Linked DNA regions of Homo sapiens: region 1 is linked to region 2. A link is a contact called in ENCODE Hi-C or POLR2A ChIA-PET data. All regions are on one chromosome and are shown on one strand. Each heading gives the region's core, a stretch centred on a gene start or an enhancer-like site at or near the end of the contact. The rest is flanking DNA. Distances are from core to core; before and after follow the strand shown.

Evidence for each region. Hi-C counts contacts between places; a loop is a spot of excess contacts on that map. ChIA-PET counts read pairs that join two places held with the same protein, here RNA polymerase II (POLR2A). Pooled maps may share reads with other maps.
Region 1: a map of dorsolateral prefrontal cortex shows a loop between it and region 2 (8-fold over the local background). The contact joins two enhancer-like sites. A Hi-C loop is called at or near these places in 12 of 168 maps with a recorded cell type or tissue (HepG2, aorta, chondrocyte and 6 more) and 8 of 50 pooled maps. POLR2A ChIA-PET finds 5 or more read pairs at or near these places in 9 of 52 experiments (AG04450, Caco-2, HepG2 and 5 more).

The regions. Positions count from the first base shown.
Region 1 is chr13:33,227,198-33,231,174 of GRCh38, forward strand. The region is part of intron 1 of STARD13 (StAR related lipid transfer domain containing 13); the gene reads right to left. Among named protein-coding and RNA genes, the nearest start is that of STARD13-AS, 48 kb to the right of the region's middle. Within about 2 kb of position 1,939, at least 15 of the 41 ENCODE cell types and tissues checked have a DNase peak (open chromatin) inside an H3K27ac peak, as active enhancers do; they include dorsolateral prefrontal cortex, heart left ventricle and sigmoid colon, where a contact is called at or near this core.
Region 2 is chr13:33,260,555-33,264,136 of GRCh38, forward strand. All of the region lies in intron 1 of STARD13 (StAR related lipid transfer domain containing 13), which reads right to left. Among named protein-coding and RNA genes, the nearest start is that of STARD13-AS, 15 kb to the right of the region's middle. RefSeq lists an enhancer at 1-332. Within about 2 kb of position 1,682, at least 13 of the 41 ENCODE cell types and tissues checked have a DNase peak (open chromatin) inside an H3K27ac peak, as active enhancers do; they include dorsolateral prefrontal cortex, heart left ventricle and sigmoid colon, where a contact is called at or near this core.

The sequences.
Region 1 (3,977 bases), core at 689-3,188, 33 kb before region 2:
CTAGCCATAAAGCCATTCCCTTAAAGTTCCATCGTTAGTCTTTTCTATCTTAGTTCAAGGTCTGCTGGCAGTGATGGACTCATCAGAATCTCAATGTCCTCATAGATAGCTAAAATACGATCCCAGGTAGTTCAACCATATGTGGATTTAAACAGATACCTAATTTGTTCCAGAACTACTTTCCATATCAATACCTTGAAAATACTTTGTAAGTTAAATCTAAAAGGAGGCATGGAAACTTCCTCTACAAATAGTGAAGCTAGTCCAATTCTTAGGGAAAAGAGACAGTCATTAACTCTATATTTAGAGCTAGGCATTCCATTCCCCCAAACTACTCTCTCATCAGCCTAATTGCTTGAAATTCCTGTTCTTGTTTAACACTAGGGCAAAGCATTTCATTTTAAATTTGAGATAAGGTTTATACTCCAAATACCCTGAAAAAGGTAATTTAGGGTATTAGGACCACTTTAACTTGGACATGACTATGGAGGGGGTACAACAGGGAGGCAAGATGCTGGATGCAAACCTAGATACCAAAGACAAAATGAGGCACACTTCCCTCACTCCCATTTTTTCCTAGGACAAGCACCATAAGGAGTATCAGTTAATTGAAAAAGTCTTTACTAGATGCCAGGAGCTGTGTCAGGTACTGAGGTTAAAGTGATGAGGAGAATACTGCAAAGCACAACACCATCCTGACAACATGTGAGAAGCTCAAAGCCCATCAGAAGAAAGAGACAGGCCCTTTACAAATGAACATAATGATAGATTGAATGTGCGATCGTAAAACGAAACAACGCAGAGCAGTTTTTAACAGTTGCGTGGTGGGGGAAGGGAGATGCAAATAAAAAAGAACATTTGACTTGGATTTGTAAGGACATGAAGAATTTTGCCAGGTGGGGAAGTGGTGGAAGGGAGGAGTTATTTCAGGCAAAGGCAACATAAAAGCATGGCACAGAAGCATGAAGAGTACATGGAGTGCTCATGGAAAATCACTGAAGGCTGGGAGGGAGCCCCAGTGGATTCTGGTGGATTGCAGCCTCTGGCGAAGGCTGAGGTTGCCTCTGGACCACATTACTCCCCCATGTATTTCTTTATAGAGACATATTATTTTCAACTCTTTTGAGAAGAAACATTCATACTGATTGTTTCTTATTTAAACTATGAATCTATTAAAATATCAGGCATTCTTCATAAAAATCATTGATAAAAAATGAATTAAGAGTACAGTTCATTTACAGTGTTTTTTTTTTGGAAGTTAAAATTGAGCTCCTGTTATAAAACAGAGACTGTGTGGACTCCTTAGTGAAAGAAACTCAGTTCAGAGGACAACAGGCGACAGTGGACAACCTGGTCATATTCTGTGGTTAGTCAACCAAGAGTTTGATTCCACCAGTATCCCTATCTTCCTTGCTTCCAAGCATACTATTTATCTTTAAATTAAATACTAAATGAATAACATGTTTGTGATTGCTAATTCGGACATGGGTCACACCACAGTTTTACACCTTCGAATACAAGATTTCTGCAGTTCCACTACATGTCCACTAGAGGCCTGTGAAGAGCTTTTTTCCCCCATCACGTAGAGTCTGATAACCAAAAAGGCCAGAATTAAAACAAATAAGAAATATTGATTAGACACGAGTAAGACAAGGATCTAATTGGTACGTAACCTCACAGTAAGTATCATAATTGTGGATAAAATAATCAAAATGCAACATTGTTTCAAAACTCCAAGATACCAAATTGCAAAACTTATGAAACTACTCATATGTAACCACAAAAGCAAAGTTAAAAGAAGTAGGGCTTTGAAGACTTCAGCAACCATTCCAAAAGGCCAGCAGACTCTGGCAGGCTTTGACTAGGTGGAAGACTGCACCAAGTGGTGAAGCAGCCTGAATAAAAATTGCCAGCAGCCTGTATGGGCTTCTAGATCTTCAAATGCATACTCAATCTAAAAGGCATGCAACCAACGGAGGGAAAACTCCTTGGTGGGAAAGTAAACAATGCAGTGATTTAAGGCAGATGGGCTGAAAAGGGACTTCCTAAATAGCGACTCCATGGAAGTAAACAGGGGAAGACAGTTGAGATACGGCCAGGACACTGAGATGACACAGACCAAAACCGACCCTATGGTGAAGACTGTGGAAACTCTCAACTTAAGAGGAAAGAGGGCAACTTAAAGCAAAACACTTAACATATTCGATTTGCCAGGACAACCGCAAGACTGCGTGAGCACTGGAAAAATTACCAGAAGGACAAGATGCCCTGTAACATCCCTTTATCTCTTGTCGAACTCAAAACAGACTTTCATTCATTTCATGGTCTGCTTGAACAAACACAAACAAAGACGAAAAATACTAAAAGTCACATCACCCGTGCCAGGCATGGACACGCGAGTGCACGCGTGCACACACACCACACACACACACTACTTCTAGTCTATTTACAGAAATGGCCTGTTTTTCACTAGCTTTGGTTAATTAGCAATCAGAAGAGAGTTGTATGGGGTTGGAAGAAAGAACCCTTTGTTTGGAAAACCTGTGAAAATATTCCCTCAGAAGCTTGTAACTTTCCCTACGCATCACCCTGGCCCTGAGGACAAGCCCCTGTGCCAGAAGCCTCAGTGAGGCACACAGAGCTCACATTCAAAGGCAGCTCTCTTTGTTGTCCCCCAGGAGTTAAACCTTAATGGGTTCACAATTTGCAGGCTTTTTTGGAGAGTGGCTTAGTGGTGGTTGCCTGCTGCCAGAAATGGAGCAGAGACAAACCCTAGTGAATCCCACAGCTGTTGTGGCTGCTCCATTGGAGAGAAGAGCAGTTGCCTGAGGCATTTCAAAGACAAGCAAGAACACAGGGAGACATTATGAGGCCTGGAAGCGAATTTGCAATTATTGGGAGCAGATGGTCAGTCCACATGGGGAAGAAGGAGATTGTAGCCATCGTTCTCCAGTGAAGACCATGGCAAATGGTAATTCACTGAGTCTTATGTCCCCAGATAAATCTTGTATTGGAAAAGTATTCAGCTGCAACATAAGATCATCATCTGCAGCTAGTTAGTTTTACTGTCACGCTCTTGACTTCTAAACCTAAACAGCCACAACTTGGACAGGAAAAAGCCAGTACATGCACATCCTACCTTGGTTAGAAAGAAGAAGAGGCGTGGCTGCTCTGGTAGAAATAGGGAGAATACTCATCCTGGCACCCTGGGTTTCCTGGAGGCAGCCTGCCTGAACACTGCCTCCAACATTACTTTGCCCAGCCCTTTATTTCAGAAAAATCTTCATTTTAAACAAACATTCATGAATGCTGGGATACTGCTGAATGATTTTGAGAGTGGAGCTTTCATAATCTTCTTTTGTAAGCTATATCCACTTTTTTTCATCACCCTTTCCGGTCAAGGGCTGCTTTCTGATGCACAAGAATTCTCTTTTGCTGAAATCTCAGCCTATTTCCTGTTATCCTCATGTTGATTCATCTGAGAATCACATTATCTCTTCTAAAACACTGTTTACTTAGTCCATTATGACACGTAAGGTCGGTCTTTACTCATTTTATGTTTGAATGATTAATTTGTTCAGTTTATGCAAAGTACTCTTAAGTACCCCTGATGTGCAAAGTGCCAGCGAGGCACTGAGGAGGATGGAAGAACCATAACTGCAAGATGCTAAGAACCTGGTGAAGGAAGCAGAAACACTTGGGAAAGAACTCTAATACCTGTGAAGTGCCAAGATACGGGCATAGTCAGAATGTTGTGGGCATATAAAGAAGAGAGAAAATAATACTTATTTCCAACTGGAGAGATTGGGACACTAGCTTAGAAGGAGATAGAGTTTAAGTTGGGCTATATATAGGATGACCTACCATCCCAGTTTTAAAACTTAAAGTCCTGCATCTCAGGACACTCCTCAGTTGGCTGAGTGAGTGATAAAGGACAGTTGTAACTTCAAGTTTATCTCAAGGGTGAGACACAGTGA
Region 2 (3,582 bases), core at 432-2,931:
GCAGACACTTTCCTAAGACAGAGCCTGGACACTGTCCAAGCTCAGGGCTCACTCAGCCCTTTGAACAGCTGTTACCCAATCCGTTCATTCAGAGCCTTTCATGTACATGTTTTGTACATCAACTAATATCTAGATATTGCGACTTCTTTTATCTACATTTGAAACCAAAATTTACCTTACCAAAACATTTACATAAAAGAATTCATAAGTTTGACTTTGAAACTCTCTGTAGTGTAATATCTTAATAAACAGGATTTTTTTCCCTTGAAAACGTAAGTGTTTCTGAATAAATGGAGAATCAGAATTTTCAGGAAATCTGATAAGTTCAAGAAGAGTTAACACTTATTCCTCTGAACTCCTAAGCCACGTCCTTCCCGTCTTCATTAGAGGGCATTCCTGGTGTAATTATTTAGATTCATGCCTGTCTTCTCTCCAAGTCCCTATAGGGCAATAACTATGATCTAGTCATCTCTCAATTTACAATCTTCAAAGAAGACTCTGGTACACAGAAGACATTTAAGAGACATTTGTTAAAAGATTGAACAAAGGAATGAATTCATTTGTATCTATCTAGGGATCCTTATTTTTATTTAGCTCAATGGTTCTCATCTGCAGGGATTTTTGCTCCCCTGAGAACACAGGGCAATGTCTGGAGACATGTTTGGTTTTCACAACTTGTGGGTTAGATCTCTTCTGGTATCCAGAGGTAAAAACTATGGATGCCTCTTAGCATCCCACAATGCATAGGACAGTCCCCACAAAAAACAATTACCTGGCCCCCAAATGTCGATAGTGGGGAGATTGAGAACCCCAATTTAGATAGAGAGTAACTACAAAAATTCCATACACAGACAAGAGATCTCAGAAATAAGCCAGCGCTCCTTTTAGAGAAAATGCAGTGGCACCCACTCATATCATTTATAGAAACTATTTCACGGAAACATAAACCAAATTGGAGATCCCAGGTGGTCATTTTCATCTCACAGCTCATTTTTGTTCTCCCGGCATAAGCCTCAACTAGATAACATCTTTGGACTTTCAGAGGTCAGCATTTATATGCTGACCCCATAGCCCAGAATAACCCAAAGAACGAGACTTTCATTCAATAACAGTGGCATTATTTTTTATTGTGGGTCATGGCTCATAATACGCAATTCAGCTAAAAGGGAAAGATACAAAACATTTGAGATGACTGGCAGGAGAAAACTCTAAAAATTCTCCAGCACAAAAGGGGATTAAAATGTCACAGGAAATTTTTTTCTTGAAAATGGAAGGGCTTATGAATGCTTCATTCTTTCCAGAACAGTTAAAACACTGTATGCACGGGTTGCTTGGGTTCGGAAGGCAGGGCAGCCCATTCCTTTTGTTCTGTTGCTCAACCCTAGAAGGCTTTCCCTGGTGAACTCGGGCCCACGAGCAGTGAGAAGTTAGGAGGAGGAAGATGCTTCATCTAAATGAACAATCTGGATTGTGTTCATCCTCCCTCTTAGAAGTGAAGAGAGACTGCCTTAAGCTGAGAAGCAAAACAGACTAAGCGGGCAAAGCCAAGTCTTTCACTGGAGATAACATTTGCCTGATATTTTAACTGTCATCTATTACCTGAAGACTCATTTATCCAAGGCCGAATGAAGCCAGCTCTTGCACTGACATGGAATTCAAAGTGATGAATAGGTCTATCAGCAAGGATGACTCACAGTGAGACATTCTGCATCAGGTGGCATGAATCAGGTGTCAATGGGAAGCTGGGCCCCGTCTGCCTGCCTCGGTCCTGCCTCTGCTAGAGGCTCCGTCCTGTTACTCTCCAGCCACCAGCCAGTGGGGGGACCTCGCACAGAGGTGGCAGCCCTGTGCTGCAGCTGCACTTTTCAGCCTGCCTGTTAGATATGATGGGGGCTCTAAGGGGATAATGAGTGTTTCTTTCCTGACAATCTGCAGATGATTCGAACTTTCTGGGGTTTAAATTAATTTCCTGTTTGGCATGTTTGCAGGAGGAGAAAACAATTATCTCCAAAATTACAAGTAATTAGCTGTTTGCTTATTGTTGTGGGATAAGATCTTACTTCCCTCCCACACCACACCCAGAACCCCCCCCCCCACACACACACACAACACACACACACACACACACACACACACCCTGTACTCTAGTTTTTCAGTTGTTATTTACAAGTCTCGATCTGGGAGGTTAGAGTCCAGTTCCCACCCAGGCCTTACCGAAATCTTCACTCTGCTCATGTAAGCCCTGCCCCTGGATCCTAATGAGTAAAGAAAACTGCAGGAGCACAATGTCCATCCCAGTGACTTCTGCTTATTAGATGGGTGTGGTGGATGCCCAGAATTCCAGGAAAGCAAGAATACCCACTCCCCACTCCAAGTCCTCTCTCTACAGGCAGGTGGCAAGGCCAGCTCAAGTACCATAGGAAATAAAGACATGAGACCGAAGATCTCAAGATGAGAGTCTACATTCTGGCTCATCACTTACTAGTCGTAGAATCTTAAGCAAGTCACTCAGCTTCTCTGAACCCCAGTTTCCTCATTTTATTAGAAGGATTATAAAACCCCCTGTAAAGTAGCGTTTCTCAACAGTGGCACTATTTTGGGCCACATAATTCTTTGGTGTGGGGGAGCATCCTGTACATTACAGGAAGTTCAGCAGCATCACTGGCCTCTGCCCACTAGATGCCAGCAGCACCCACCCCCTAGTTGTGATCATCAACAGTATCTCCAGATATTACCAAATGTTCCCTGGAGGGCAAAATTGTACCTGCTTGCAAGCCTCTGCTGTAAAGGAGCCCCCTCTCCTTTAAATGTTTAATAAAACATCACCCAGAAACTTTAATTCTACCTCCCAAGGATTCAGGAGCAGCAAAGTAAACAGCTACAAATGAAATGAGAGAACTTTTGGTGGAAAACCAGGTTTGGGATAAAATTGAGTACCAATTGGCCTTGCTTAGAGATTCTGGATTTTGTTTTAATCTTGGGAAGGGAGTGGGAGTATGTTCTTCTTTCCTGTTTCACGGGGTTTGTAGGGGCTTAAATGAGCCTAATGTATTTGAAACTGCACAGAATGATGCCTGCAACTATTCACACAGTCACAACCAAAGAATTGGTGCAATGCAGCTGGCATACATGGAATGTCACCCGAGCACTCTCTTCATGTTGGGGACAAAAGAACATCGCGTGATGATTCTAGTTGGAGCATTCAGTCAAATGAATCAGTTAGGTGCCAGCCACATGCCAGAAAAAATGACAGGAACCCAGCATTACTGAATGTGTCAAACATATATTTTTTTAATCTACAAATTATTTGACACTCCTCCGATTGAATAATGGGTCTGCTCTTCTTGAACCTGAGCAGACCTTTATGGCTATGTTGACTAATAGAATACAGAAAAAGTGAAGAGGCAACTTCCAAGACTAGATCATAAAAAGTCACACACCTTGCCTTGCTCACTCTTGGGATGCAGTCTCCATGTGGGGAAGAAGGAAGCCTGGGCAACCACATGGACACATGTAGATGCACCAGCTGCCAGTCTCACTGAGGTCCTGACCGAGAGGCAGCATCCACTGCCAGTCATGCAA